Regions from separate parts of the Homo sapiens genome. Here region 2 is linked to region 1. A link is a loop called in an ENCODE intact Hi-C map of the cell type or tissue named here. Cell type or tissue: gastrocnemius medialis. All regions are shown on one strand. Links, peaks and the distances in the headings refer to the core of each region. The heading gives the core; the rest is flanking DNA.

Region 1 (16,350 bases), core at 5,456-13,455:
TGGAGGAAAGAGCACTGGATTAGGACTTGGGACACTTGCATTTTAGTTGCACCTGTAATCTGAAATTCTCAGCTACTGAATGAGAGGATTGTTTGTGGTGATCTTCGAGGTGTCTCCCCGCTAAGACTCTAGTAATGCCAAGGTTTAATCCAGGGCCTGTAGAAAGGTCCTCATTAGCCTTGGTGAGCTTCATGGTCATTCCTCTGTGGGAAGAGGGGGGCCTTCCTTAGGTGACATTTGCTTAATACATAAATGGAGTTCCTGGGGAATGTTTCCAGCTCTGCCTAGGTGGAGGGAAGCAAGGGAACATGTGTCTATTGGGAAAAGGATGCGTGAGGTAAGAATCCTATACAGGTAGCATTCATTGTAGAAACAGCAAACAGGGAGCCCTGGAGGGTGGGGGGACTCCTTAGAAAGACTGGGGTGCTGCTCTTCACTCAGTGTGGGTGGGGCTTCTGGAAAAGCCCCTTTACCTTTAGTTCTGAGTATCGGAAGTATTCTGGGACCCTGGAACTAAAACGATAATAATAATTGGAGTTAATATTTAATGAGCACTTCCTATATACAGGCAGGATTCAAAGTGATTTGTGCAGCTCACCTCAATCTCCACAGGAATCCCATGGAAGCGTAACACTCCCTTTTCACAGAGGAGGAACTGAGGCCTTGATATGTGAAGTGACCTGCCTTTTGCTAGTGTGTTCTGGGGAAATAGTGATGGAGATTGCACCAAAGCCTAGAGCTGTGTTCCCAACCTCTCACCCGCACTGGCAACTCTCCAGGGGGCCTGTGAGCAGGACTGTGCTCATCCTGACCTCTGTCAACAAAACCCTCCTTCTCCTAGCGGGGGTGTCTAGTGGGTCTTTCCAGTGACATATTTGGGGACAGCAAAGATTATTATAACACGCACAGAAGTGAGACTGGAGCCCATGCTTTCACTCTGGTTTGCTCCCCTCCTATCAGACAGTACAGTGGTTGGCTTTGGTGTACTTTGTTCTGGATTTTTTACCTTAAGTGGGTGTATCTGGAGGTTCACAGAAGATAAACCTGGTGGTGCTGGGGAGTGAAAGTGTCACTAGATCGGATCAGGTGATTGCATGGAACTCCATTTACAGCCCATCTACCTGGGAGGTCTGGGAAGAGAAGCTCATTCTCAGAGATTATTGAGATCAATTTTAGCTTTCTAATAATAAAACAAATTTTAATTTTTTAATCATTTCCATTGTAGTTTTGAAGGCCCAGAAGCCTCAGAAATTCCTTATCAGCAATTGGCTGTGTCACATCTTAAATGAAATGCAAAACTGAAAGTTGGCACATAAGTAGGATGACCTTGCAGCTTATGGCTATCTGTGCTGAGAGTCAATTTATGGGAGTTCCAGATGGGGGAGAAAACTCCAGCCTTGACTTTTACACTAGCTTCCAGAAAGGTCTCCAGGCTGGAAGAAGACCTTGCTAGACTTTGTACTGCCACCATTCATCTTCAGGTGCCACCATTCGTCTTCAGGTGCCCCCAAAGTTGTTTGACCTGCTGAGAGCTGCATATATCCTGACTAGGACACAGAAAACCTTCCCAGGTGTGCTGGGGAGGAAGGAGCGTGATGAAGGGAGCTCACCCAGTCTGGAGTCCGATGGCTGTGATGGGGCCACACCGGCAGGGTAACGTGTTCCTGTGTCATCTTGTGTGGCCCACGTTACCTCTTGGGTCTCAGTTTGTTGTTTTTTTTAAATCTGTGAGGAAGTTTCTTTCCTACCTGCTAACCAAATCATTCTGGAGGTCAAACAGGTATCTAGGTGAAAGTGCTTTTCAAAAATAAGATGTTATATCATTGTTTTTAAATTTTGTCTTGAAAATGAGAGAAGTGACCAGGCGATTATATCCTCAGTTCCCTCCATCTTCAGTAGGTAGTGGGTGGCTTAGAGGCCTGCAGGTCTGAGGGAGAAGCAGCCATGTGACTCAGGGAAAGTGACCTCCACAATAGCTGTTCTCTAGAATAGCTTACCAGTTAGGCACTTTTAAAACTCAAAGTAGCAGATGGTCTTTCTGCAAGTATATGTAAGAGTGAGGCCCAATATTGGACCCAGACCTAAAAAAACCACTCTATTTTAATTTCCATTCACATATCTTTTGGACCAAATATTCAAAAGCCTCTGGTCTAGCCCTAATTTTGATTCTTGGGGACTTATCAGCCCAAAAAGTTCAGAGTGAAAAGCAAGGACTCAGAGGTCCCAGAACAGATCAATGTCTCATTCTGGCCCAAGTGGCTTCATGGTGTGCCCAGCTGGGAGTGATGTGAGAACTGCCCCGTATGCTCAGGTGTATGATTTACCTGCTCACACATAGAAGACCTCAACCCAAGAGAAGGCTCTAGGACTGACCAGTCCTAGAACTCATGTCCCAAGAGATGCTACTTGGGTGCTGTCCATGGGGTTCTGATGCCTTTGCTCTTCTGTGCAGTGGAGATGGCCGTGTTCCCTGCCTCCCTAGGGTGCAGTGCAGCCCCTCTGAATAAGGAGGCCAGTGGGCCTGCTGCCTTCCTTGGTTGAGGGGCCTGAGCACGTGTGGGAATGAATGGCTCTGCCCACAGCTCTGCCCAGGCATTTCCTAGCAACCCAGCAGACTCCTCTCCCTGAGTTCATTCTCCTTAACTCTTGACCACCCAGTGGGGCTGAGTGGAACCAAGCTCGGCTGTGGAGAGGGGGGCTGCGGGGCTTGCACAGTGATGCTCTCCAAGTATGATCGTCTGCAGAACAAGATCGTGTATCCTTTGCCTGCTGGCTGACCACCCACATGGGGGCTGCGATGCAGGACCAGCTTGTGAGGGAGTGCATGAGTGTATGTGTGTATGTGCATGTGCGCATGTGTGAGCCCCTGTTTTTATGGAGAATCTGTGCACAGGAAAACTGTAGAATGATCTCTTAGCAAGTATCTTCTAGGCTTATAATATTGACCAGGCTCCGAACTGCTGATAAAATGACTTTTCTAAAATCCACATTTATATCACATTCCATAAAGCCCTTCAATAGCTCTTCATTGCCCCCAGGACAAAATCTCTTTGCTTAGCGGGCAAGGCCCTGCACAGTATGCCCCAGGTTTCTTCTCCAGTTTTCTTTCTCACCATGGGCCCAGCACTCCATTCAAGCAGAGATAATTGTGAAATACCAATGACACAGGCCCACTAATTGCTTGGTCTTTGTTTAAGCTGGGAAGTTCTCCTAGGATTTCTCTATCTGACTAACTCTTACTAGCTCTTTACAACTGGGCAAAAATATCACCCCCTCCAGGAAGCCATCCTGGATCTCTCAAGACTGGGTTAGGTGCCCCTTGACTGTGCTGGTCCCATAGTGCCCTGTGCACAGCATTCCCAATGTAAACTCAGGCATGATACAATTTTTACAGTTTATTTGAGAAAACAACAGTTCATGAGCTCAAGCAGCTCCACATTAGAAGCAGTTCAGGAGCTCCACCAGGGAAATGCAAGCAGGAGGTTTTTGTAGGATGGACACAGGCAAAAAGCAAAGAAATTATTTGATTGGTTACAATTATACAATTGCCTTACTTGGTCTATCCCACTGGAAAGTCCCTAGTACTATAGTTATAAGTTTGTTGACTACTTCTGATTGGTTGATCGTAAGGCTTTTTTTTAATATAAAGATATTCGTAAGAAGTAGCTCAAGTTAAGACTCTGCTGCAAATCAAGCACAGTTTAGGTCACTTGTGAGGCCTAACTGGTTTCCTCTGCTGAGTCTTCAGGCCTGGTCTCCTTTTTAATTTACTTTAACAAGATTTAAATTGCACCTTCATATGGACTTTGGTTTTCTCAGTTGACTGCAGTCTGTTGAAGGGCAGAGCTTTCATCTTATTCATCTTTATTTTCCCAGCCCTCAGCAGAGTGCCTGACTTATGTCTGGCACTCAATAACTGATGCTGAATGTAAGTGAATGAGTGATGAATAACAGAAGAATGCAAGGAAGTTCTAGCTAAGGGCTTGCTGTCTCATGTTGCCTGGGGGTTTCCTCCCCCTTTCCCCACAGAGAAATGAAAGCAATAGAGGCGAGGAAATGCAGGGAAGCAAAGTGATTGGAAGCTAAGGAACAGCCCTGCAGGCAGGAGCATGCTTTAAGGCTGCAGCCTGCCAGAGAAATTTCCTCTTGACTCAGCCTCCTGGGTCAGGCTGAGTAAGAGGTGACTGAAAGTGACCCTGGCTCCGTTGCTCCTGCTCAGAGGCTGAGGATGCTCTGATGCCTGATCCCACAGTACTCTGGAGGGGCTCAGCTTTACCTATAAGGAGAGCTTCCTTTGTTCCTTTCCCAGAGTCTTCAGTGGAGAGGTGAGGACACTGGTAGAAGAGACAAGAACATAAATGGGAGCGGAGAGACGTAACATAAAGCCTCACAAAGTCCTCCAGAGCTCACAGTCAGGCCCATTCTGATGATCTGAGTGGACAATAAATGGAATGACCTTAATCTGGGGTTCTAGCCACTTTTCTGCCAATGCCTGCCTGGCCCCCATCTGCTCCTTGCACCATGTTGCAGTGACAACTGTGGAAGGAATAGGAAGCACCAAGACGAGGCTGCATCCTGTGCAGGTAAACAGAGGAAAGGGAGCTGTGCTCTTGAGATCAGGCTCTTTCCTCTGCAGGGAGGCTCATGCCAAAGTTGCAGACTTGCTTTGGGTTGTTGGGAAGAGTTTCACTGCTTAATCTAAGAAGGCATTTCACCCTGGCCACCTCCCCATCTCCTCTGGGTACCGTGAGGTGAAAAGAAGAAACACCCAAGCCTGAAGCTCCTTCCTGTGAGCTGGTTGGTTATAACATTGCATGATCTGAAGGGACCCAAGAGGCCAACTGAATCTGGTGGCTAGACCAGTCCAGAACTTGGAGGAAGGGATGCAGAAGAGCTTCCTCACTTTGTTCTGGAGTGTGTTTAGGAAACTCCCAGCCTTCCCAGATTTGAATTTTAATTATCTGTGCCCCTTGTTTATAAGCCCACTTACTCCCTGCAATGGTAATTCTGCACCCCTTACCTCCCACCCGCAGATAGTACAAATGTAAACTGCTAGGCCTCCTCTTTCATTAGACTGGAGGTTAGCAAGTGCTAAATAAGATGACAGAGATTTAGTGCCTGAGCAAGGCTTTCTCCTTGATGGTATCAGACCACCTGAAAATGCATTGAAATCCGAAACATTTCTGGGGCAAATGGGCAGTAATAATCTTAGACTGGTTTGGGGAGACAATCAGGATGCTGTTAGGCTGAGTGGAAAGAAAGGGGAGTAGAGCCCTGTTGGAAGGAACGGCCATTGTCCCCAAAGCATTTTGTTTGAGGAAACTTGGGGTCTTTGGGAGATCGAGACTATCCTGGCTAACATGGTGAAACCCCATCTCTACTAAAAATACCAAAAAATTAGCCAGGCGGAGTGGCGGGCGCCTGTAGTCCCAGATACTCAGGAGGCTGAGGCAGGAGAATGGCGTGAACCTGGGAGATGGAGCTTGCAGTGAGCCGAGATCGTGCCACTGGACTCCAGCCTGGGCGACAGAGTGAGACTCCATCTCAAAAAAAAAAAAAAAAAAAAGAAGTTACCAGAGCTTGGCCCAGGTCTTAATCCTCCCTTGATTATTTGAGGAGACATGTCATTCAGGCGATGGAGCTGGAGCCTCCTGCGGAGAGGCTGGTACTATTCCTTGGAGTGGCATCTTGGGCCAGTCATGTGAGGCCAGCCAGGTCGGGGTGGGATTGCTTCCCATCTATAGATTTGTTTCTTAGGCAGGAAGAGGGGAAATTACTAAACTTGTCCAACCTGAAGGAGACGTGAGAGGGTTAATTAAGGCTTGTTATTTTCTTTGAAACAAACAGATGAAAGAAAGAATAAACAGTTTAAACATAGGAGTCAAGTATTAGTCTATTCTCACACTGCTGATAAAGACATAACCAAGACTGGGTAATTTACAAAGAAAGAGAAGTTTAATGGATTCAGTTCCACATGGCTGGGGAGGCCTCACAATCATGGCAGAAGGTGAAAAGCACATCTTACATGGTGGCAGACAAGAGAAATGAGAGCTAAGTGAAAACAGAAACCCTTCAGATTTCGTCAGATTTATTCACTACCATGAGAACAGGATGGGGGAACCACCCCCATGATTCAGTTATCTCCCACAGGGTCCCTCTCGCAACACATGGGAATTATGGGGGCTACAATTCAAGATGAGATTGGGGTGAGGACACAGCCAAACCAAATTAGGTTGTATCTGTATAATCAACCTAAAATCCTCCCTATCCAATGGTACAGGTTCTTATTCCTAATCAACTTATTTTGGCTACAAATAGGCTTCAGAGCCAGATTCCACTTCTTGTCCATTTATTTGTTTTCTCTTGGTTTCTGTGACACTGTGGTTCTGGCTTTTCCTTCTCTCCCCACACTTGCTCCTCCTCTGCTCAGTCTCTAATTGCTGCAGTGCCCTGAGCCCTGACCTGGGCCCCTCCCCTTCTTCATCCCTATACTCTCATTTACAACTTCAGCTTTGACCTCCCCTCAGAAGTTACATTTCCAATTGCCTATTTGACATCTCAATACGGATGTCTAATCTCAAACTTAAGAAAACCCTACTCTTTTCCTAATGGCTTCCTTCCCCAGTCTTCTCCCATCTGAGTCAATGGCAAAGCCATCCACCCAATTGCTCAAGACAAAAATCTAGACATCACCTTTGACTGTTTCTGTCATATGCCACACCCAATCCATTCAGAAGCTGCCTTCTGGTTATGATAGTCACTGTTCTTTGAAGGGACCTTCCTAGTCATAGCTAACACTGGCTGACTGCCTGCTATATGCAGGTACAGTGTTAAGGGTTTTACATGAATATCTCAGTTAATCCTCATCGCAGCTCTAGAGGTAACTACAAGGATGGTCCTCATCATACAGATGAAGAACCTAGACTCAGAGGGCTTGGAAACTGGCCAAGGTCACAGTTGGTAAATGGTGGCACTGGGGCTTGACTCTGTGCAGTGATTACTACCCCCACTATCTCTCAACATGTGCTGGCTCCAGTCGAGTCCTTTGGGGAGCCTGGGAGGGTTCTGCCATCCCAGGTGTCTATGTCATCTGTATCTTTTAGGAGAGAATTGCCAAAAGCCACGGCTCCCAGTGCGGGTTCTGCACCCCTGGCATCGTCATGAGTATGTACACACTGCTCCGGAATCAGCCCGAGCCCACCATGGAGGAGATTGAGAATGCCTTCCAAGGTATGGGCCTTCAGGCACAGCCTAGGAGGTGGAATGGCAAACGAGGCCCTGCAGAGGTCAGGGCAAGTGCCAGGGTGAGAAGCATGAGGGACTACCCTTTGGAGGAAGGGCTCAGGCCCCCCAACAAGGTGGTGACTAAGATCTGCTAGAAAGCCAACCCTCTCTTACTTGGGAGAACTCCTGGTTGGTGTGGAGACCTCCTGGGGTCTCCTGCCTTTGTGTCCATATTTCTGAGGTGTCTGTCTGCCTTCCACCAGTATTGGAGTGGGGTTGGCAGTGCATGGCTGGTGCAGGAAGACGTCATTTAGAAAACTCCACGGGGGCTAGTGATATGATTTCCTTCCCTCTCAGTTTTCACCAGAACAGGATTCTGCAGGGCCAAGACCACCAATGTGTCTGCTTCTCTGAATTGAATAGAGAAGCCTCCCCATCTATTCACCATTTCCATCATTTATTCAGTTATTTTAGTCACATCCTATGCCACAGGGATAAAAGACACACCCTCTACTCTCAAAAAGTTCATACTCTGAAGAGGAGAGTTTGTAATGTAGTCTGATAGGCTAACTGATGAAGCTGTGATCAGCCACTGTGGGAGCACTTAGGAGAGGTACCTGACTCAGTCTGGGCATTCTAGGAAGGCTTCCATTCTAGGAAAGACTTCCTGAAATCATGATAACTTTTCTGAAGTCAGGATATGAGAAGGCCAAGAGGCCTTCCAGACAGAGGTAACAGAATATGCAGCCTGGTAAAGAGAGCACCCAACTTAGTTGCAAGCAAAGTCACAAACTCCTCACCCATCCCAGGGCCCTGCACTGACATTGCAGTTTTTTCCTTGGCCCACAGGAAATCTGTGCCGCTGCACAGGCTACAGACCCATCCTCCAGGGCTTCCGGACCTTTGCCAGGGTAAGTGGGGACCCCAGAACATCAGTGTCTCTGCTTCTAAAATGGCAACACTCAGAAATCACTGTGGGGAGGGAGACCAAGGGCCTCTGGTCTACAAACAATGATGATAAGATGACCAGTTAGTGAGTCTTCCCTCTGGGGACATCTGGCATGGGGAGTAGAGTCTGCCATTCTTATTCAGGGAAGGGTTCTTATGAATAGCATGGGACTTTCTGCCAGTGATGGTCTGGAGACCGGCTTCCTGGAAGAGGCTCACCGCCTGAGAGTGCCTTTGAGCTTGGCAGTGCCTTTGGGCTTGGCAGCTTTCCCTTGGAGACTGGCAGGCTCAGCCCATGGCACAGGTGCTGAATGTAGCATTTAATAACAACGTGGCCTTGCTCAGCACTTGCACCCCTCCTCCTTCCCTCTCCTGGCTGCTTTCTGTGGCTGGCACTCTGTTGGGCTTATGAAACTGGTAATTAGATCTCCAGACAGTTTGTGAACCCCTGCAATGTTCATATAACTCTGAGTGAGAAGTCACAGCCGGATGTGTGGGCATTGATTATATAAACACATACACACACCTGCCATCTGGCAAGGAAGGCAGAGAGCTGGCATCTCCTTTCTTGGCTTAATCTCCCCCCAGGTTTTACTTGACTTCTCAATTGGGCCACGTTAATCCTGACTCCAAATCAAACCATCTCATTTCAGTTTGATTCTGGGTCCAGGGGAGTTACAGACTCCTGTGCTTTCCACTCACCTTTAGGGTTGGAGCATCATGAAAAAGAGTGCTGTGTCTGTATAATCGTATAATCCAAGAAGGGGTGGGTAAACAAGGAGACAGGACCTTATAAGGATGGAAAACACCACACTCTGATTAATGCTGCTGCTGATGAAGAATTAACAAGTGTGGAATTAAATGAAAATGCCTAAAAGCACAAATTCAGATTCTGCAGACCTGGGTTCAATTTGAGGCACTTAATTGATGCACGACCTTGGGCAAGTCTCCTTGTTTCTATTAGGTTGGTGCAAAAGTAACTGTGGTTTTGCCATTAAAAGTATGGGAAAAACTGTAATTATTTTTGCACCAACCTAATAAAATGGTGATTTTATTAGGTGATTTCATTAGAATATCTACCTTACTGTGTTTATAAAAATTAAGTACTTCTTGAAAAGCTTTTAGAACAATGCCTGGCACATTTCTGTTATTCAATAAATGGGAACTATAAATTATGAAGCTGGTATATTTCTTCCAGTAGCCTCTATATAATCTTCCCAAGTTACTCACTGTTTCCTGAGACCCAGAGATTGTTAATCTTGCCTCTATTTACTTCATAAGAACCTGCTCAAAGTGATATAATGTAATCAGTCCTCTTAATTTTTCAAAAGAGAAGGATTTTTGAGTATAGCAGTTGCCTTCCCTCCTGGAAGTTGAAATCGCTCTTGATTTCACCATGCAGAACTTACCTCCCTCAATTCAGCTACCCTGCAGTGCAGAGCAGAGCAAGACTGAGAGCTCTGAGCAGCCAAAATGCCTGACACACAAAAGGTGCTCAGAAGCTAATGCATGTTACTCATCGGAGGTCTCCGAGATGTTTCTTCAGAGCCTTTTTACTTTTATTTTACACACAGCTCTAACAAACTCGGTTACTAGCTTTCCTGTCCACAGCACACACTAGAAAGCGTGTGGAGGGTCAACTAGAGGTGGGCACACTGCTCACGGCGAGAAGTGACCACAGCTATCTGGTGACAAGGAAAGAAATGGAGGAACCATTAAACAGGTACAAGCAAGACTTCCAGTTTCTGGTCTGGCATGTAAGCAGCTTAGGAGTCTTTATTTCATCTAAACAAGAAGAAAAAGGCTGAACAAACTGAAGAATCAACAGTTGTTTTTAGATCCATCAGAGGAATGAGGTCACAGGACAACTCATTGTCCAAAAAATTGGAGAGACAGACAGGCAGACACGGCATATCAGAGCAGAAACCTCTGCAGGAACCTTTGCCAGGATAGGAAGATGTAAGGACTAACTGATGAATTGCTGGAGTTTATACATGGATATAAACTCCAGGGGGATGCAGTCATGGAGCGGGTGCTCTACACCTTTGTGAGTTTTACCTCCAGGATCTCCACCAGGTCCTCACAGTAAATGTTGGAGAAAAATCTCCTTGTGTTTCTGGTAGGGAGTGGGAAAAATGAACCATTTTGGAATATGCCAGAGCATTCTGTTCTTCTTAAAAAGGCCTGTCCTCAGAAGAAATTATTTTACCGCAGCCTAAACTTCTGAGGTTATATTAGATCCTCGCCTACCTTGGGGAGGGGAAATACGCAACCCCAGGACCTTTAGTCTTTCACCTGTGGGAAGGGAAATACACAAGCCCAGCCCCCTCCAGCCATCCTGTCCCACCAAACGGAGAAAAAAAACCCTGAGAAGCGCTTGTGAAGTTCACAGGTGAGCGGCACAAGCTCACCAAAAAACTGAGACTAATCCTAGGACTATAGGATACTTCTCCTTCATATCTTACCAATACATTAACTAAAGGCCTATTTATATGAGGTCTTTTCAGCCAGTACATCATGTCCACCTTTCAACCAAAAATTATAAGGCATAGTCAAAGGCAAACACAATTTGAAGAGACTGAACAAACAGCAGAACCAGAGTCAAATAGGACAGGAATATTGGAATTAACAAATGAGGAATTTTATAAAGCTATGATTAGTATGCTAAGAGATTTAATGGAAAAAATAGATAACATACAAAAACAGATGGATAATGTAAGCAGAGAACGGAAATTCTAAGAATTAAAAAGAAATGCTAGAGATTGAAAACGCTTATAACAAATTGAAGACTACCTTCGGTGGGCTCATTAGTAGACTGGACATGGCTGAGAAAAGAATCTCTGAGCTTGAGGATATGACAATGCAAACTTTCAAAACCAAAAAACAGAGAAAAGGAAGTGAATGAAAACAAACAGAAACAAATAAGAACTGTGTGATAACTACAAAAGATGTAACATATGTGTAACGAGAATATCAGCAGTAAAAGAAGAAAAAGAGAAAGGAAAAGAAGCAATATTTGAAACAAAAATGACTGAGAATTTCCCAAAATTAATGTCAGATTTTAAACCACAGAGTCAGGAAATTCAGAGAACACAAACCAGGATAAGTACCAAAACCCAAAACCAAACAAAAACTATACCAAGGCATGTGATATTCAAACTTCAAAAAATCAAAGGTAAAGAAAAATGACTTGAAAGAAGCCAAAGGAAAACACCCCTCACCTATAGAAGAGCAAATATAAAATTATATCTGACTTTTCCCAGAAACCATGCAAGCAAGAGGCATGGAGAGAAATACTTAAAGTATTGAAAGAAAAAACCAAAGCACCTAAAATTCTGTAACCTCCGTAAGTATCCTTCAAAAGCGAGTGAGAAATATTTTCTCAAACAAAACTTGAGATAATTTGTTGCCAGTAGACCCATCTTGTAAGAAATATTAAAAGAAGTTCTTTAAAGAGAAGGAAAATGATGTAGGCCAGAAACTCAGATCTACATAAAGGAAGAGCATGAGAGAATGAACAAGTAAAGGTAAAATAAAAATTTTTATTTTTCTTAATCTTAATTGGTCTAACAGATAGCAATTTGTTCAAGACAATCATAGCAACCATGCATTTGTTTATGTGTGCATATGTATATATATATGTGCTTGTGTATAAGTAAAATGAATGACAACAATGATAAAATAAACAAGAGGGAAAAATTAGAAATATTTTGTTATTATAAGATACAATCACTACCTGTAAAGCGGTGTAGTGTTATTTAAAAGTGGACTTGGATTAGTTAAAAATGTATACTGCAAACTCTAGGGCAACTACCAGAAAAAAAAAAAAAGAAAAAAGGAAGTATAATTGATACTTTATGAAAGGAAAGGAGATGAAATTATATATAATGCTCAGTTCAAACCACAAAAGTCAGAAAATGAGTGAAAGACAAAACTAGAAACAAAGAATAAGGACGACAAATAGAAAACAATAACAAATATGGTAGATACTAATCCAACTATATCAATGATTACCTTAAATGTCAGTGATCTAAATACACCATTTAAAAGACAGAGATTGTTAGAGTAGATGAAAATAACAAGACCCAACTATATGTTGTCTACAAGAAACCTACTTTAAATGAAAAGACACAGATAGATTAAAACTAAGTAGATAAAGAAAGGTGGACCATGATATACTAATCGAAAGAAAGTGGAAGTAGCATATTAATTTTGGACAGAGCAAACAGTTATCAGAGAAAAAGAGGGGCATTAAAAATAATAAAGGAATCAATACTCCAAGAAGATATAACAGTCCTTAATGTGTGTGCACCTAACAACAGAGCTTCAAAATACATGAGGCAAATCTGGTGGAACTGCAGAGACAAATAGATGAATCCATTATTATATGTGAAGACTTCAACACCCTTATATCAGAAATGGACAGCACCAGGCCAAAAATCAGTAAGGACATAGTTGGACTCAACGGCACCATCAATTAATTGGATATAATTGACATTTATAGACTACTTTAGCCAACAACAGCAGAAAAGACATTTTTCTCAAGCTCACGTGGAGCATTCACCTAGATGGACCACATTCTGTGCTATGAAACACACATTTACAAATTTAAATTGCATGAATAGAGATCATACAATGTCTGCTTTCAAACCAAAATGAAATTAAACTAGATATCGATAACAGAAAGATAGCTGGAAAACCCCCAAATGCTTGAAGATTAAACAACACAATTCAAAAGAACACATGGTCAAAAAGAAAATCTCAAGGGAAATTTTAAAATATTTTGAATTAAATGAAATTGAAAATACAGCTTATCAAAATTTGCAAGATGCAGTGAAAACAATGCTTAGAGGGAAATTTATAGTATTGAATGCATATATTAGAAAGGAAGATTAAAAATCAATAATCCACCAGGCACGACGGCTCATGCCTGTAATCCCAGCACTTTGGGAGGATGAGGCGGGCGGATCACGAGGTCAGGAGTTCAAGACCAGCCTGACCAACATGGTGAAACCCTGTTTCTACTAAAAATACAAAAATTAGCCAGGCATGGTGGCACACACCTGTAATCCCAGCTACTCAGGAGGCTGAAGCAGGAGAATCACTTGAACCCAGGAAGTGGAGGTTGCAGTGAGCCAAGATTGCGCCATTGCACTCCAGCCTGGGTGACAGAGTGAGACTCCATTTCAAATAAATAAATAAATAAATAAATAATAAAAATAAAATACAAATAAAATCAGCAATCTGGGCTCCCACTTTAGAAAACTAGAAAAAAAAAGGCAAATTAAATTCAAAGTAAGCTGAAGAAAAATAAAATTTGGAGCAAAAATCAATTTCATTGAAAACAGACAATCAATAGAGAAAATCAACATAACTGAAATTTGGGTCCTTAAAAAGATCAATGAAATTAATAAGCCTCTGGCCAGGCTAACTAAGAAAAAAAAGAGAAGATCCAAGTTACTAATATCAAAATAAAAAGATCTCACTATAGAGCTCATGTACATTAAATGGATAATGAAGGAATATTAAGAACAACTCTATGCTCATATACTTGATAACCTAGATGAAATAAAACAATTCCTTGAAAGATGTAAGCTACCAAAACTCATACAAAAAGTAGATAATCTGAATAGGCCTATAACTATTGAAGAAATTGAATCATTAATTAATAACCTTTAACACAGAAAGCACCAGGCCCAGATAGATTCACTGGTAAATCCTATCAAACATTTAAAAAAGAAATTATGTCAATTCTCCACAATCTCTTCCAGAAGATAGAATCAGAGGCAATACAAAAGTTAATCACTTTCATATGTAACAGCAATGTATAAGTGGAACTTGAAATTCAAAACACATTATCATTTACGTTTTACATTAATACTCTCCAACAAATGTAATACTTAGGTATGAATCTAAAAAGTGTGTACAAGATTTATGTGAGAAAAACTACAAAACTCTGATGAACAAAATCAAAGAACTAAACAAATGGAGAGATATTTCTTTTTCATGAATAAGGAGACTGAATATGTCAAGATGTCAGTTGTTCCCAACTGTAGACTCAATGCAATCCCAATCAAAATCCCAGTAAATTATTTTGTGGCTATCAACAAATTGATCCTAAGGTTTATATGGAGAAGAACAAGATCCAGAATAGCCAACTCAATATTGAAGGAGAATAGAGAACAAAGTCAGAGGACTGACACTACCCAATTTCAAGATTTACTACAAAGCTGCAGTTATCAAGACAGTGTAGTATGGACACTGTCCATACTACAAAAAGAATGGACAAAAGAATGGACAAAGAGATCAATGGAACAGAATAGAGAGCCCAGAAATAGACCAACATAAATACAGTCAACTGATGTTTCACAAAGAAGAAAAGGCGATACGATGGAGCAAAGATTGTCTTTTTAATAAATGGTGCTGCAACAGTTGGACATTCACATACAAAAAAAAATGAATCTAAACACAGACCTTATACACTTCTCAAAATTAACTCAAAATGAATCATAAACCTAAGTGTAAAGCAATAAAACTCCTAGAAGATGACATAGGAGAAAACCTAGATGACCTTGGAATGATGATGACTTTTTAGATGCAACACCAAAGGCATGATCCATAAAAGAAATAATTATAAGCTGGACTTCATTAAAATTTAATAACGATGAATGAGGAGACAAGCGGTACACTGGGAGAAAAATATTTGCAAAAGACACATCTTGTAAAGTACTTATCCAAATATACAAAGAACTTATAAAACTCAGCAATAAGACAATGAACAACTAAATTAAAAAATGGGTAAAAGACCTGCACAGCTACCTCACCAAAGAAGGTATATGGATGGCCAGTAAGCATATAAGTTCGACATCATATGCCATTAGGGAATTGCAAATTGAAAGAACAGTGAAATACCACCACAGGTCTATTAGAATGGTCAAATCCAAAACACTGACAACATCAGATTCTGGTGAGGATGTGGGGCAACAGGAACTCTCATTCATTGCTGGTGAGAATGCAAACTGCACAACCACTGTGGAAGACAATTTGGCAGTTTCTTACAAAACTGAACATGTCTTATCATGCACCTCAGTGATCACACACCTTGGAACTGACTCAAAGGAATTTAAAACTTATTGCCACATGAAAACCTGCACAGGCATGCTTACAACAACCTTACTCATAATTGCCAAAACTTAGATGCAACCAAGATGTCCTTCAGTAGGTGAATAAACTGTAGAACATCCAAATAATGGAATGTTAATTCAGTGCCAAAATGAAAGGAGCTATCAAGCTATGAAAAGACATAGACAAACCTTAATTGCTACTACTAAGTGAAAGAAATCAATCTTTAGAAGCTACATATTGTATGATATCTATTCTATGAAATTCTAGAAAAGACAAAACCATGGAGGCAGTAAAAAGACTAGTGGTTGCCAGTGATTAGGGGAAACAGAGGGATGAATAGTCAGGGTACAGAGGTTTTTTAGGGCAGTATAACTCTTTCTGTAAGATATCATAAGGGTCAACACCTGTAATCATGCATTTGTCAAAACCAATGGAATGTACAACACCAAGAGTGAACCTTCATGTAAATTAATGGACTTTGGGTGATAATGATGTGTCAATGTGGGTCCATCAGTTGTAACAAATATGCCACTTTTGAGGATACTGAAGTGAGAAAGGTTGTGCGTGTATGTTGGGATAGGGGTATTTGGGAATTCTCTACATCTTCCACTCAGTTTTTTCTGTGAACCTTAAACCACTCTAAAAAAAAAACTTTTTTTTTTAAAGGCACCAGTGCAGAAGCCTTAGCCTATTTAGTAAAGTAGGAATCTCAGGAGGGTGGGGATGAGAAAATGTAGTCTTATCCAACCTCAATAGACCTTGAGGGCAGTGATGCATTACTGTACATCACAGTAATTTATGTCATTAACACACCAATGAATTATCAAGAAAATAGATCTAAGTAATAATGCACTGGCACTTTGTCTGGAAAAGGCGCTTCTGTGAAATATGTCCTTCCTCAGAGGGCCAGGTGAGTGGGATGCAGGACTTTCACTTCAGGTAGGCCAGGGCATTTCCCTACATCACTCCTTCTCCAAGAAGAAAGGTGAGAAAAGGCACTAAGAAACCTCTCTTTCTTCCTTTCTTTCTTTCTAAATATAGAGGGGAAGTGCA
Region 2 (16,350 bases), core at 7,662-15,661, 160 kb after region 1:
CAGAGGTTGCAGTGAGCCGAGATTACGCCATTGCAGTCCAGCTTGGTGACAGAGCGAGACTCCGTCTCAAAACAACAACAACAGCAACAACAACAACAACAACAAAAACAGAAATAGGAAAAGAATAGAATAGGATAGGAACTGAGGAAGGCAGGAGTCCCTGGGAACCAGCCTGCCACATACAGGTGCACAGGCTGTGCACTGCACAACTACAAGGGAAACTATTCACACAGATTACTCTGGGATTGTATGATAGGTGGTGCCAACTGACAGGGAGGGAGGGAGGAAGGTAGCTCATGGTGATCCAGACCCAGGGCTATGGCCCGTGTTTTCATATGGTCTATAGACCTCACAAGACGGCTGTGTGGTACATATCATTACCCCTTGTTACACATGGGGACACTGAAAATGTGACCTGTTGAGACACACACAGGTTCTAAAGCCCAGAACTCTGAATTCCTAGTACAGTGTCCTTGGAAACCGCAGAGGCTGGAGTCCTCTCTGGACCCGCTGGTCAGGCTACACTGGCCTTGCAGGTGCACATGTGACGTCCCCCAGGGAGTTCACACTGGGAAGGGGTGGCTTTCCCCAGCCTTCCTGGAGGAGTCCTGAGCTGCCTGAGTGAAACAGCAAATCCCCTTCAGGCTTAAACGCAGGGTAAACCCCAGATGAACCACTTGGGGTTGGGAATAGGTGGGTTAGGAGAAAGGGGGTGCTCCGGCAAACAAACCAAAGCAAGACAGAAAAACCACCCGTGCTGTCCCTCCACAGGGCCCTTAACAGGGAGCCAGGTGCTTACAGCGTGCGTGCTGGCTGGAAGGAGGGAGGCTCAGACATCCCTATTTTCCCAGGCCAGGGGTTCCAGCTCCCTATCACCTCCACCATACAGCCCAGAGATAGGGAGCCAGGAGATCAAGTCTTCCAAGACCCCCTTCCCAGGTGACACTGTGATGTCCCAGAATTCACAGGCCACCAATTACAGGAACTGCTAACACAGTTTCCCAAGTCCCTCCTGACTCAGTTGCTTCATTTCCCCTCTTCTTCCCAGGTCTCACCTCCTAAGCAAAGCAAGAGGTGGTAAGGAGGAAGGGCAGGGCTTTCCTCTCAGGATGTTCAGCCTCCCCACTCCCTCCCACCTGCTACAGGATGAGGACTCCAGGCTGTGTCTTCCCTGGAGGGCTGACTCGGGTTAACCTGGCCCTTGAGCAGGCTGCTGACCTGGAGGGCCTCTCTCACTGTCTTCCCTTTCCACTCCCAGCCATGGCAGCTCACACACAGGCATAGTGTAGCCTCAAAGAGCCGAGCCTGGCCCTGCACCACACACCTGCCCTCATCAGAAGAGAGCTGCTTTCTGCAGAGAGGACACCAAGGCAGCTCACAGGAGCACTGGACAGAAGCCCAGGTCTGGCACTAGTGGCCTGCACCTGGGCCAAGGGCCTGCACCACTTGGGCCTCGTCAATACACAACTGCAGGAGCACTGGCCTGTCACACCATGAGGCTGTGACCTCTCCTCTGAGGGGTCTGGGGTGAGCAGTGCTGGCCTGGGCAGGCCATGCTCTTGCAGAAAGAGCAAAGGTTTCTGGGCCCCACTATTGTGGCACAGACATGGGCAGGGCAGATCTGTGTCCCAGCCAGAGCCACAGAGCACAGAGGGTGAAGGCACATGCAGACAGTCACCTACCTAGGTCCATTCAGGCAAGAGTTCTAGCTGCTTCCCAGAGAACCCCAGCAGTTCAAAGCCCTTCCTTACCCATAGGCTGACTTCTGAGTGCTGATGTGGCTCCAGCCCTGGCAACTAGCTCCAATATTGGGGTGGGCATGGCGTCATCTGATTTTCTTGCCAGAGATACAACACATGGCACAGAGAGGGTAGTGGGCTATACAGGACACTCAGCAAACTGTGCCAGGACAGGCTGGGGGTGGGGGCCCAGAGCAGTTGTTTTTAGCTTTTGATAGCATCTGCCTAGCATTTTAGAGTTAGAAAAAAGAAAACAGGCTGGGTGCGGTGGTTCCCGCCTGTAATCCCCAACACTTTGGGAGGCCAAGGTAGGTGGATTACGAGGTCAGGAGATCGAGACCATTCTGGCCAACATGGTAAAACTCCGTCTCTACTAAAAATACAAAAAATTAGCTGGGTGTGGTGGTGCACGCCTGTAATCCCAGCTACTTGGGAGGCTGAGGCAGGAGAATCGCTTGAACCCGGGAGGCAGAGGTTGCGGTGAGCTGAGATCGTGCCACTGCACTCCAGCCTGGCAACAGACTGAGACTCTGTCTCAAAAAAAAAAAAAAAAAGAAAACAACGATGATGATGATGATCATCTATAATCCCTCATGGTTACTAGGTACTTGCTATGTGCCAACCAGAAAAGGCTTTTTATCTTAAGCATTTCTTTTAATCTTCAAACAACTCTGTAAGATGGATAATACTATTCCCACCCCACCCGCCCCCACCGCCCCACACCATTTTTCAGACAAAGTAACTGAAATAAAGAAACCTGCTGAGGGTCACTGTGCTATGAAGTGGCAGAGGCAGGCTTAGAACCCTGCCAGCCTGACTCCAGAGTTCTGTCTTCTAACCACCATACCAGGCAACCTCCTTTAATGAGCAATTATCCTGTATTTATCTGTAGTGAACAGTTTTTGAAGTGCTTTCACTACCTGGTTCCCTCCTCTTATGACCCAGGGCACTGATACCATTGAGCTGAATTTCTCTGTATGCATTTGGCTGCCCTGCAGAGCTGCAAGCTCCCCAGGAACTTAAGAAGCAAGCCAGGATCAGGGCCATGGAAGGTGCCCCTTGTAGCATGAATAAACCCAACGAGGTAAGACTGATATTGATGTCTTCATTTTACAGATGAGAAGACTGAGGCCAGCTATCTCCTGAGCTACGGTGGACCTGAATTCCCCTCTCCCGACCCCTGCCAACCCCGGCCTAGGACTGCCCCAGGTAAAATGATCCCACACAGCACAGGAGAAGTGCCGGCTCACCAAGGGACAGCATGGCCCTGGGTGCTTCTCTTCTGGTATGTAAGAGACTGAACGTGCCAGAACCATGGAGCCCACAGCCAACACCCCTCAGGCAGGTTGCTTACCCCGGCTGATCCTCTGCTTCTCCCCAGAGAGGATCCCTGGTGTGTCGATGACGCTGATGCTCTCCAGCACAGGGTTAGGTAGCTGGGCACACACGAACCTGCATGGGCAGAGGTAACCTGGGTGAGTACTCGCCCACCTTTCATGACCTAGCCGCATGACTCCAACCACCTGTCTTGTCTCTCTCAGGTGAGCTGCAGGTGCATCCTGAAGGGTTTAGTTCACCATGGACTTGCCCAGTTCAGGGTGTGGCTGACAGCTGACCCGGGGCTGAACCCCAGTCCTCTTGCCTCTCCCCACATCCAGTGTTAAGAGCGCCCTGCACCCGGGTGTGTTTGGTAAAATGCTGTGTGACCAGCAAGCAGGGCTACTCCATAGCGACATTGGGTCTTCATGTGTGATCAAAGCCTGGGTTTAATTCTTATGGCCCCAAGTCCTTAGTTTGTCCTTGGTCAGCTACCTCCTTGCCTTGAGTTACTCCACTTAGCTTGGCCCTCTCTAGGAACCTTAGCTTCTTTAGATAGCCAATGAGAAGACCCCCTGGCTCCTCTTCAAATGAGCCCCTAGGGACTAGCGGGGCAGGAGGGACTTCAAGGGTCTGTCCCAAACCATCACTGCAGAGTCAGGGTCTGGGGAGCCTCCTTCTGATTTGATCCTTGTGGGCCAAGTGGCTGTGCTTCTCTGTTTATGTCCTCATTTGTAAATGGGGTATCATTCAACAGTAACTGAGGCCCTACTCTGTGCAAGATAACAGGCTGGGTGCTATGGCCAGAGGATCACAAGCCTGGCTGGCTTAAAATGGAGACTCCCAGGAGCCAGGCCAGAATCCCAGCCCCAGCCCCAGAAGTGGGTCTCACTCAGGCTCTATGCCTTGAGGAAGCTCCCTGGATGATTGTGAGGCAGCCATGGTTCATGCTTGCCAACTCCTGCTGTTGGGGACACTAAGATATCCAAACCTCGATCCCTGTCTCCAAGGAGCACAGCCTGGTGCAGGACAGGAGGCCAGGAGGCCTGTACATGGACAAGCAGAATACACAGTGCAATGGGACCAGCACCCTGAGAGAAGTCAGATGTAGTGTTTGGAAGATTCAAGGCAGAGAGATGGCTTCCTGGAGGCAGAGGGAGGGCTTCCTGGAGGAGGAGGCACTGGAGCTGGCCTCGAAGAATGGGAACCACCCAGGAACATTTATTTGGGCATTTAAAGGCCAAATATCTCTATTAGGAAAGCAGTCAAGTGTTATTTAAGAGAAGCGAGGGAAGGGGAGCAGACAAGGGGTGTGAAATAGGACCACTCAGCAGCATAGAGACAGGAACCTGGAAATCTAAGGTGCAGCACCTTGTGCGGACAAATCTAAGGTGCAGCACCTTGTGTGGACTGCAGTGAAGCTGGTGGCACATGCAAGAGGGATGCAACATCATTCCCTGTTGTCGTTTCAATGGACATGCCTGGCAGACTCCCAGCCAACCTAAACATCCACTACTTCAGCGGCTGCGTGCTCCTGGAGAAAATCTCAGAACCTCACGATTTCATAGGTGCCTGCAGTAAGCCACATTCTTTCATCATTCTTCTCTGGTGATGCATATTTTCTCCTCTTTCTCTCTTCAGTATTTTCTGCTGGGAATGTCCTCTTTTTTTTACACTGTTGGTGCCACTTCACTCATCATTTAATGTCAGGGTCAAATGCCAACTTTCCCACAAAGGCCTCGTCAGGCCTGCTCTTCCTCTTGCCTGGGTTATCACTGGCTCTTTCCAAGCCTGTGCCCACTGGACTGGATCAGCCTTATATTCCCCCACAGAATAGAGCCCAAGGCCGCTAGGGGCCTGGTGTCTGTTGAAATAAAACACGAATTCTATCCCTTAGTAAGATACCTGGGAAGGAGGCAGGAGACACAGCCCCTCCTGTGGCCACATTTCTTTCCTTGTCAATGTCTGCTCTCCAGGCCAGACACCAAGTCACTCTGGAAATGCAGGATCTTGCCTCAGTCACCTTCATTTTATTCATTGAAATCACAGATTTAGAGAGAGATTCCTGACCCCTTAATAGTATCACCTTTTATGTGCATGTTATTTGTTTCACAACACCTTCCTATATATTTTCTTTATAATTTTTTTTTTTGTAAAATATATGCACATGGTAAAAAACAAACAAACAAAAAACAAAACAAAACAAAAAACCAAAACATGGTCCAGCAAGGCATAAAATGAAATAGGAAGGTGTTCCTCTTCTCTATCCTTCTGCCCTGCTCAATTCCACTTCCTAAATGGAACCACTGTAGGCCGGTTACAGGCTCACACCTGTAAACCCAGCACTTTGGGAGGCCAAGGTGGGCGGATCACTTGAGGCCAGGAGTTTGTGACCAGCCTGGCCAACATGGTGAAACCCTGTCTCTACTAAAAATACAAAAATTAGCCAGGCGTGGTGGCGCATGCCTGTAACCCCAGCTATTCAGGAGGCTGAGGCGGGAAAATTGCCTGAACCCAGGAGATGGAGGCTAAAGTGAGCTGAGATCATGCCACTGCACTTCAGCCTGGGCGACAGAGCAAGACCTCGTCTCAAAAAAAAAAAAAAGGTAACCACTGTAAAGATTTATATATTTTTTCCTTTCTCTCTCAGATCTTCTTCACACAACACACAACATTTGCAGGAATGGATTATTTACATTTTATCACTTTCTAGATGAAGATAATAATATTCAAAGAGGTGTCTTTACTCAAAGTAAACCACCCCCACCCAACCTCACCCACACCACCTGGTTTCAATACATTTAACAATGGAGTTAATGAGACTTGCTGGGTTTGATTAATGACATAAGGGCGCTCAGCTCTCAGGAATGCACCCAGCATATGATGGCAATCACTTAAATTCTGTTATCATAATAGGCTATATGCTATTACATATAATACAATACACTATATCATTATAAGCACAATTATCCCAAAATGGCATTAACCACTAAACCTGTACTCTTCTCTTGTGATGAGCCCAGTTTCCTCTTGTCTCCCCCTGGCTTTTCCCTCCTCTCCCCTGGGGTCCAGCTCCTCCTCTCTGCCTTCAGATAGGACGATGCTCCTCAGCTGACTCACTAACACTGCAAACTCAATGTGTCCAAAATCAAATTCCTTGCCTACCCCCTTGCTCAGATATCCCTGCTTCTCTTCAGCTCCAGCGACTCATTCTCCTGAATCATGCTCATCCCACCCCCTCCATTTATGCATTTTAGCATTTTGGGCATCCAGGACCTCCTTACTCAGTTCCAGGTATAAGAGACACCCCTGGACTCCAGGACACCTGCCCCACTGCACCTTACCACCACGACCTCCTCATTCTTCCTAAAGGGACCTCAGCTTCATTCCCAACATAAACCAAGCCCCATGCCTGGGCCTCTCTCTCTGCCAGGCCAAGTTCCCAAGATTTCTCAGCGTGACCCTTCCTCTGCTCCCTACTCTGGGCGCACACCTTGGCCACTCACAGTTCCACATTTCATTCATGTCGTGGTCTCCCTGTCCCTGTCTTAGACTGTTATTGACTCCATGCCACTACAAGAAAGGTCAGAGACAAGTTCATAGGTTTATAAAAAATATTATTTGGGGCCAGGCACGGTGGCTCACGCCTGTAATCCCAGCACTTTGGGAGGCTGAGGCAGGTCAATCACCTGAGGTTGGGAGTTCGAGACCAGCCTGACAAACATGGAGAAACCCTGTCTCTACTAAAAAAAAAAAAAAAAAAAAAAAAACACAAAATTAGTCGGGCGTGGTGGCACATGCCTGTAATCCCAGCTACTCGGGAGGCTGAGGCAGGAGAATTGCTTGAACCTGGGAGGCAGAGTTTGCGATGAGCTGAGATCGCGCCATTGCACTCCAGCTTGGGCAACAAGAGTGAAACTCCATCTCATCAAAAAAAAAAAAAAAAAAAAAATATATATATATATATATATATATATTTGGGATAAGAGACATCGAGAATCCTTTGGGCAATGAGCCTCAACTTCTACAATGAAAAATGGCCACAGCAGATGCCTATTCCATTCACTAAACAATTAAGTAATCAAATGAAATAAGACATAGTAACACTATCACTAACTAACCTGTTGGTTACTATGTGCCAGGCACGAAGTGTTTTCTGTTCACTATCCCACTTATTTCTCCTTTAACTCCTATTATCCTATTTACAGATGGGAAAAATTAGAAACAAGTAAGTTTTGTAACTTGTTCAAGAGCCACAGTATTAGGCAGGATTTGAACCCAGGTCTATCTGAAGGCAAAGCCCATATTCATTACCTCTACTCTAAAAACCTCCAATTAGAAAAAGTAGTTTTAAAATTATTTTCAAAGTATTTACCATGCACATGTGAAACTGGATTTATCAGTGTAATAAGTGTGAGCAGGGGATCAGCCTGCATTCTGGTTAAACAGAATAATTAATGTGAAGGCCCAGATTAGTTTGCCAAGCATTCCTAGAGCTTTCTCCATTCACATCATCATGATGATCTTGGTATCTGCAAGGCTGAACTTGTCCCGGGGGAAGAGAGGTGACCTGTGCAAGGTCATTCAATTTAGTAGAAGAGTTAGTGCTCAAACCCAAGGCTTCCCTCTTAATTCCAGGGTTCTTCCCACCAGGTAGAAACAATATCCGTGAATAGAAAAGAACCTTCGTCTGCCTCCTTCCAGTTGGATGCAAATCCCAGCCACTGAATATTTAGGCAAATACTGGGAACTATATGGAGCATCCTCCTCCACTTTTACTAGGGGTAGGTGCAGGGTAGGGGAATGTGACCTGAGTCATTGTTGTATCCTTCCCTGCTCCCTGATAAGGAGGAATCAACCCAGCATTTGCAGCTGCTGCATCTCACAACTGACTCAGTTACACTCTCAGCAAGCAAGGGACAATCTAGGTATGGAAAGATTGACAGGAGACTCTAGGCACCAAGCATCCCAAGACCCTGCCTACTGTTCTTTCACTCCCCATACCCCAAGAAGAAAAGAGAGCACCTGAAAGTGTTGTGTTCCCTCCACACTCACCTGTTCAAGAAGGCGTTGCCAAAGGCGTTGAGTTTCCTGAAGGGTTTCTTGGGATCCACCACCAGGGCGTTCCCAGGGATGATCCCCTCCATGTCTCCCTGCATCACCGCAATGAAGGAGTCTGTGGTGGGCTCAGGCCCAATCCTCATGCCTGGGAAGTCCTGTTCCAGCAGGTACCTAGCAGGAAGAAGCACAGTCCTAATGCAGGCGTTCTGCGCAAAGATCAACACGGCATGTCTACTATAAGGCAGACAACATGCGAGTCAGAGGGGAGGGCAGGGCCACCGCAGCAAGATCTCATGGCCGGGAGAAATGCCTGCTGGATAACAAGTCCAAAGAACTTTGTAGAGGAGGTGGAATTTCAGCTGAACTTAAAATATTCTGTTTTTTGGTCCTTATCTTTTTCCCTTTCTCAATTGGTTGGGGGCTGGTGGGCGGGGGTAGAAGGAGCAAGGTTTGGGCTCAAAAACAAAGCATGGATTGAAATGATTCTTACACAGAGTATTACAGACTCCATAACTGAAGGTAACCTGCTGAAGTACCCACACAAAGGCATGGTTAGAACTAAACCTTCCGTAGACTCTGCTGGGTTTTCATAGGTCTTTATTTAACCGGTTAGTTCTTTAATATAAAAATAGCTCATATATGATACAAAATACAAACAATATAAAAGGTACACTATGAAAAATGAATCTCTGGCCAGGCGCGGTGGCTCACGCCTATAATCCCAGCACTTTGGGAGGCCAAGGTGGGCAGATCACAAGGTCAGGAGTTCAAGACCAGCCTGGCCAACATGGTGAAACCTGTCTCTACTAAAAATACAAAAATTAGCTGGGCATGGTGGCAGGTGCCTGTAATCCCAGCTACTAGGGAGGCTGAGGCAGGAGAATCATTTGAACCCGGGAGGCAGAGGTCGCAGTGAGCCAAGATCACACCATTGCACTACAGCCTGGGCAACAAGAACGAAACTCTGTCTCAAAAAAAAAAAAAGAAAGAAAGAAAGAAAGAAAGAAAGAAAGAAAGAAAGAAAAATGAATCTCCATCCTATCCTACCCTCTAGTATCTGTATTTTGTATCCTGTATTCTTCCAGAAATGTCCCATGCACACAAGTACTATGTTATTAAGTGTTCATGCAGATCTACACATTTATGATCTTATTTATTTATCTTGCTGACATGGAGTGTCATTCCGTCGCCCAGGCTGGAGTGTAGTGGCGTGTTCTTAGCTCACCACAACCTCCACCTCCCAGGTTCAAGTGAGACTCCTGCCTCAGCCTCTGAAGTAGCTGGAATTACAGGTGCCTGCCACCATGCCTGGCTAATTTTTTTGTATTTTTGTAAAGACGGGGCTTCCCCATATTGGCCAATCTGGTCTTGAGCTGCTGACGTCAGGTGATCCGCCTGCCTTGGCCTCTCAAAGTGCTGGGATTACAGGTGTGAGGCATTGTGCCTGACCTGATTTTATTTATTTATTTATTTATTTATTATTTGAGACGGAGTTTCACTCTTGTTGCCCAGGCTAGAGTGCAATGGCATGATCTCAGCTCACTGCAACCTCCGCCTCCCAGGTTCAAGTGATGCTTCTGCCTCAGCCTCCCGAGTAGCTGGGATTACAGGCAGCCGCCACCACGCCCGGCTAATTTTTTGTATTTTTAGTAGATACGGGGTTTCACCATGTTGGCCAGGCTGGTCTCGAACTCCCGACCTCAGGTGATCCACCTGCCTCGGCCTATCCCAAAGTGCTGGGATTACAGGCATGAGCCACCATACCCAGCCACCTGATCTTATTTTTTAGCATAGAAGCAACCTGCACACCTTTCATTCTATCTTTCTTGTCATTATCCATTTAATTCCAACTTTCAAAGAAGAGACTACATTCAAAATGCCTTGTATAGTACCTGGCAAAATAGGTATGTTCAGCAAATGAGTCCTCCCTTGTGCCCTTGGGTATTAGGCAATTTCATTACGAATGTAATAGTATATGGTGGGATTCCCAGATAAAGATTATAATTGTGCTATGTTTTTAAATGTGTTTGGTGTTTTACCTGCACTACCTAAACAGGTGTCAAAAAGTTACCTTCTATCTGTCAATGCCTTCCTTCTGTACCCAACACCCACACACACACCCCTCCCCACAACGTGTGCATGCTTTGTAACCATGAAGGATGTTGTAATGTGCACAGGTGGACTGCAGCAGCAGGCCTGGTCTGCACAGAGGGGTGGTGGCCAGGGAGGCTTGCCAGGGCTTCCTCCCACTCATCAACATCCCATTTGTGCCTTTGAGCAGCGTTCTGAGCTGTGAATTTACTCTGCAGTTCCATGGTAGTTAAAGTCAGGTTGCTGTGGGCTCCGTCCCCAAGGAGGAGCCTCGGCAGCCAGCCCTGGAGGAAGCTGCTGATCTGCTGAGAGTTGGAGCCCTCCTGTCCAAAGGCCACCCGCCACACAGGGCACAGATGGGTTTCAGGTTGTCTTGGGAAGCCCCTCATCTCTCCAGATCCCAGTTCAATAATCAGAGTGAGAGGGCAGGATTTCCCCTGGTCAGAGGATCACTTTGAAAGCTGGCACCGAGGTTGTGATGAGAGTGAATCCTAACAGCTGCACCCTTGGCTAGCACTTCCTGCCTTCTCAGAATACCTTCTCCTTCAGGGCCTCCTGGGAGAAGCTGTGAATCTCAGTGGCCTGGGGCCAGCCAACCTGCTTTCTCTAACATTGAGGGCTATGCTCTTCAGGGGGTACTTAACTCAGGGAACCTCAGTACCTCACTCCATAACATGGCGGGTAATCGTTCAGACTGACTGAGTACCTGCGATGTGCCGGACGTTGTTCTAAATTTTCCATGGATTATCTCGTTTCACCTTCCCACATACTATGATATCAGCACTATGCTCTTCCTCATCAAATGGACCTAATAAGAAAACCTATCTCACAGGGAGTTCTGGGGATTAAATTCATTGCAGAAGTTAAGCATTTAACCAGTACCTTAAATTACCTAGATTATCATTCCATTTGAAGGAGGAGGAGATAAAGGTGCCCCAGGTGATGCACTCAGTAAACAGTAACAGGGTTAGGATTTGAACCTGGCCCTTGGATTTGAGTTCACGCTCCTAACCACTACACTCACCTTTCCTGCCTTGACCAGGAAATGCAGCCATCTTTAGGGACAGGCCAAAAGGGTTGAGCTCCCTTTTAGAACGATGAATGGGACAAGAAGGCCACAAAGAAATATGGTTTGGCAGGAGGCAGGCAGGGCCAGGCCTTGGAGGAGAGGTGAGGCTTTGAGGCCCACAAACGCAGGAGTGTACTCATCTCTGTAAATATCAGCTGTGGGGTTCCCTGCTTGGCCTCAGTGACTGGGGTGTGGCATCCCAAAGCTGCTGCTATCATATGATCAGAGCAGGTCCCTGGCTCCATGGGCTCTAAAAGGACACTTTTGGATTTACAAACAGTCGGCCAAGATTACCCTTCACGAGAAAGATTCCACCCTGATTGGGAAACCCCATCTATCTTTGCCTGCCCAGGCACCTGACCTAGTGAGTGTGTGGATGAGAAGCCCTAAGCAGGGCTCTGCAAGGGAGCAGCAACAGTGGATTGCGGGAAGTAGGGATCATCAAAGGCTCCAGGGACAGCTGAAATAGAGAGGGCTGAAAAGAACCATTCTGAGGCAGCCTCAAAAATGCCCAGAATGAACAGGGCCAAACAGCAGCAATGAAGGATCCTTCTCACACAGGCGTCTCAAATTCTACCCCTGAGAGGGACGTGGTGTTCTCAGCAGATGAGTGAAGGCTTCCCAGCCTAGCAGGGTGGCTTCCGGGGAAGTTACAGGGCTGCAGCCCGAGGTGGTCAGGCAAGGGCCTAGAGTTTGTCCTGCTAAACCCACATGACCCAAAACTTGCTGACCACACATGGGTCTGGGGAAACACTGAGTCTAATGAGGCCACCAGCAAGTCCAGGCAGCACAGTCGGGTGGGGTAAATTCTCAGGGACATTTGGGTATGGCTTACAGCAGCAGGTGCCCCTGTAACAAAGCCACCACTGTGTCCAGAAAGGAAAAATCTATTGAGGAATCTCATGCACTGATTCTTTATGGGAAGCGATACAGATTGCCTCTGTTGCCAGGAGAAAACATTCCCACAGCAGTGTGAAAAAAGAAAAGTTAATTCAGGCCAGGGTGGGAACAGCAGAGACGGGGATGCACAAGAATGAGGGGAGACAGGACAGACTGAGTCCAGGATGATAATACTTGCCCTGTCGGCCTCATGGGGTTTGAGGGAGTCTGTAACGCATCCCACAGACACAAGCGAGAAAGTGGATGGGAGACTCTCCACGGCCAAGTTGAGGCATGAGTCAGCTCCGTGTTCCCTGGAGCAGCTATAATTGGCCCTGTCGAAAGCACCCTCAGCCATGTGATGAAGGGATTCCAGCACGAAGGAGAATCTGGTGGCCAGACAGTCCAGCCTCCTTGCGACAGGCCAGCCCGCCCAGGGCACTACCCGGCACCGTCCCCAGAGCTCAGCGACGTGCCCCTTCTCCAGCCCTCCCCTTCGTGCTGGAGAAGGGCCTTCCCGCACCTTCCTGAGAGCCTGCCTCTAAGTCTCCTGTTAGAGTCAGCTCGAGAGAGGAGAGGAAATGATAAAGCCCCATGCGCGGTGCCTGGAGCACAGCTGGTGCTAAACTGGTTCTGCCTCCCCCTCCCCACCCCGAATCCGGTCAGTAATGCTGTGAGGCGGTTATTACTATTCGCATCTTATGGATAAGGAAACTGCGGGTCAGAAAGGGGAGGTGGCCTGACCTCTGTCAGACCTTCCTAACCAGGTCCCTGGGCAGGAAGTGGTGGAGCTGGATTCTGCTGACTTGGACTGTGTTCCATGGCCTTCGTCCCACTGTCAATGGGAATGGGAGGGAGACCTTTCCCCAAAGGTCTTTCTCCTCCCAGTAAATGTTTTGCCTGATGACTGCCAGGCACCTGACTTTCAAGGCAGCCCCTAAGCCAGGCCGAGGCACGCGGACACAGTTCCTCTGGCCTAAGGCCTTCTGCTTCCTTGTGTAACACTTAGGCCTTGTAAGAAGCAGGTGGATTTTCACCCAGGCCCCTTTAGAGACCCAGCAGATCAGAACCCTATCAGACAAAGGACATCCCCTGGCCTTGGTGGGTGGACAGGGCTGAAGGTGGTGCAGGGGCTATGCCTGCCAGGATGGACTTTGCAGTGAGTGGGTCTACTGGGGTGGTGGCCCTCTCACTCTATCCCTTTGGCTTTCTGGAGAACCATCTTTCCCGGCGCAGTGGCGCTGTAATGCCTGGGGTGGGGATGTCAGGGTGGTGATGAGAGCTGGTGCGGCCACAGCAAATGCGAAGGCACCTTTGGGGTGGGAGGTTGCAGAGTCTCCTGAAGTGGGAGAAGCTGAAAGGGCCAGCTCAGTAGCCCTCACGATGGACTCCCATCCCAGCAGCCCTACCAAGTGCTCATGCCTCAAGAGTCCAAGTCACACGATAGAAGGTCCGTGCAACCCTCCAGACCAGCCCAGCCTCCCCAAGGAGCCCGGGGCAGCTTAGCTCTGCAGCCCCAGGCCCCACAGCCAATCCACTAGAGCCTCTCTCTCAGCTCTGCCAAGGTCCAGGGAGGCCTCCCTCATGGCCCATGGAAGTACTCAGGCCTTCCTCAGCCCCTGGAGCAGCCAGCTACTCACCTCCACTACCTGCAGAATAAGGGGCCACAGAAGTAGGCAGCGAGAAGGAGTGACCAGGGGCCAGATGGTCCAAGGAAGGAGGGATTCAAGGCTGCATGCCGGGCAGAGAAATAGCAAAGGGAGAAGAATAGCAGAGGCAGGAGGAAAGGCTGCCAGGGCCAGAGGGACACAGAGCTACTGTACTCCAAAGAGGCAGCCTGTGTTGGAGAGGGCAGCCGCCAAGCCAATTTACTGTTCATTTTATTACTCTGTGTTGCCGGGCCTTAGGCCGGGGAAGTTATTTCAGGCAGAGATCACAGCACATTAACTAGTTATTAAAAGAATGTCCTTTTCTGTGTGTTCTTCCTCAGACAAGAAATAGACGCTGTGGCAAGCACATATTACTGAAAGTGGATGGACCCTCAGGGGCAAAACGCCAAGAACTGGGGGAATAAAGAGGCAAATCTTTGTTTCTGAGGAAAAGGCCCCTCACAGGTTCAGGCCTGGCATGGAGACAAGAATCAAGGCAAGAAGCAGGGATGGGAGAAGGGAGAGGAGGAGGCCTTCTGAGACCTAGGCATGGACGCACTTATCCACCCCAGAGCAGCCTTACTCGCAATGGGGAAGGGATGCAGTGTCAACTCACCCTCTCGGAAAACAACTGCAAAATATGACTCTTAGTACAAAAATTTTAAAGTTAAAAAATATTTTAAACAAAACCCTGCCCAACCTTTGGCCTAGCAATTCCACTTCTGGGAATCTCAAAAAAACAAAAACAAAAACAAACAAAAAAAACACACACACACAATATAGGAAAAAATATTATACACAGAGATATTCAGAATTATTCTACAATAACAAAAAATTAGAAATAGCCTAAAACATCCAAGAGAAGTAGATTAAGTGAAGAATCGTATATACACACAATGGAATAGTATGCAGCTGTTAAAAACAATGCTATTCATTAGTTGAATGAATAATTGTATATACAAATAGTGAAATAGTATGCAGTTGTTAAAAATAATGCTGACAAATAACGCTTATAACATAGGAAATGTTCATGCTATAAGTAAGAAAAACTGGCCAGACGCAGTGGTTCACGTCTGTAATCCCCAGCACTTTGGGAGGCTGAGGTGGGTGGATCCCCTGAGGTCAGGAGTTCAAGACCAGTCTGCCTAACATGGCAAAACCCCATCTCTACTTAAAATACAAAAATTGGCCAGGCGTGTTGGCGGGTGCCCGTAACCCCAGCTACTTGGGAGGCTGAGGCAGGAGAACTGCTTGAACACAGGAGGCGGAGGTTGCACTGAGCCGAGATTGTGCCATTGTACTCCAGCCTGGGTGACACAGTGAGACTCCATCTCAAAAACAAAAACAAAAATAAACAAGCCAGCATACAAAATTATATGTATAGCATGATCTCAACTGTGCTATAAAATAGCTACAAATACTGGAAATATATTTATATATAAATTATATGCTTTATATATAAATATATTTTATATGTAAATTAAAATAGCTTCTCCTAAGTCATGGGATTATGGGTGACTTTTTTTCTTCTTTAAATTTATTCTTTTCTATATTTTCCAATTAAAAACAACTGTTTACTGGATTTTATGAGAAAGAAGAAAAGTACATGATTTGGTTCTGGAGGGTTCCCTGTGGTATGACCCCTCCTACAGCGCTGGCTGACACTCCCTCAAGGGGAGACAGCTTTTGACGCATGAGCTAAATTCAGTTGCTGACATGAGTGGGGAGAGGGAACTACTGCACATGGAGGATAAGAAAGAAGAGCGATCTGCCTCTCCCGGTCTTACTGTCTCCCTCAGATGAGGAATCATCTGTGGCAATTTGACTCTGCCACTTTCTTAGACCCAGTTAACAGCCAGTGATGACTTAGGCAAAGCCGGGAGAGTGTCTCAGACAAAAGGCGCTCAAACCTGTCTGCTGCTTGGGGATCCTCACCTCTCCCCATCTTCCCTCCCATTCTGCAAAATGTCTACTGGGAACCTCCTATAGCCGAGACCCTGGGCAAGGCCCCAGAGATGCTAAGGCATGGATGTTGTCTTGTCAATGATTGTACACCAGGAAGGAGAAGCTACAGATAATGTATGAAAGGTTATAAATACCATATGTGTAGAGAGCCAGGGAAGGCTGAGAGGGCAAGGGCCATCTGCAAATGGCCTGAACTTCCCCTGAGGCATGAATGGGCCAAGTGGAGGCCAGGGCTCACAAAGGAAACTCTGCAGGCAACCCAGGCAGCTCTGAAGTGCCTTTGGCAGCAATGGGTGCTTAATAAAACAAGAAGCATGGCTTAGATCAGGGGTTCCCACCCTAAAGTCCAAAGAAGGCCCTTGGACCCCCAACATTATATGCAAATTTGGGATGTACGTACATTTTTCTAAAGATAGAAAGTTAAGAAGCAATGGATTAGTTTAATCTCTAAGGCCTCTTGCAGTTCTATCAATATAAAACATACAAGAGCCAACAGGCCCATCACCTCCCAAACTCCTTCAGAAATCACTTGGCCTCTTAAAGCTGCTGAGCCCTAGGCTGTGCACTCCACAAGGACAAA

What was found. A loop is a pair of places that touch in the nucleus more often than their neighbours do. Peaks named below come from ENCODE experiments on the same cell type or tissue, not always from the same donor. Only the 100,000 strongest peaks of a DNase experiment are listed, where the experiment ranks them.
Region 2: it touches region 1 in a loop (3-fold over the local background); 2 of 110 quality-filtered maps call a loop at or near these places.

What each region holds. Positions count from the first base shown.
Region 1 is chr2:31,389,453-31,405,802 of GRCh38, reverse strand. It overlaps XDH (xanthine dehydrogenase), which reads left to right. Exons shown (of 36, transcript NM_000379.4): 3 at 2,659-2,755; 4 at 4,475-4,583; 5 at 7,104-7,230; 6 at 8,074-8,135. Among named protein-coding and RNA genes, the nearest start is that of XDH, 17 kb to the left of the region's middle. RefSeq lists a silencer at 5,288-5,488. In gastrocnemius medialis, for the core only: no CTCF peak of the experiment used is centred there; a DNase peak (open chromatin) is centred at 8,492; H3K27ac peaks cover 1,461 bases.
Region 2 is chr2:31,236,212-31,252,561 of GRCh38, reverse strand. EHD3 (EH domain containing 3) reads right to left here. Exons shown (of 6, transcript NM_014600.3): 2 at 8,112-8,288; 3 at 3,094-3,191. LOC124905983 (a long non-coding RNA gene) reads left to right here. Exons shown (of 4, transcript XR_007086270.1): 3 at 2,856-3,214; 4 at 7,710-8,112. Among named protein-coding and RNA genes, the nearest start is that of EHD3, 10 kb to the right of the region's middle. In gastrocnemius medialis, for the core only: no CTCF peak of the experiment used is centred there; DNase peaks (open chromatin) are centred at 10,676, 11,561, 11,956 and 12,491; H3K27ac peaks cover 4,721 bases.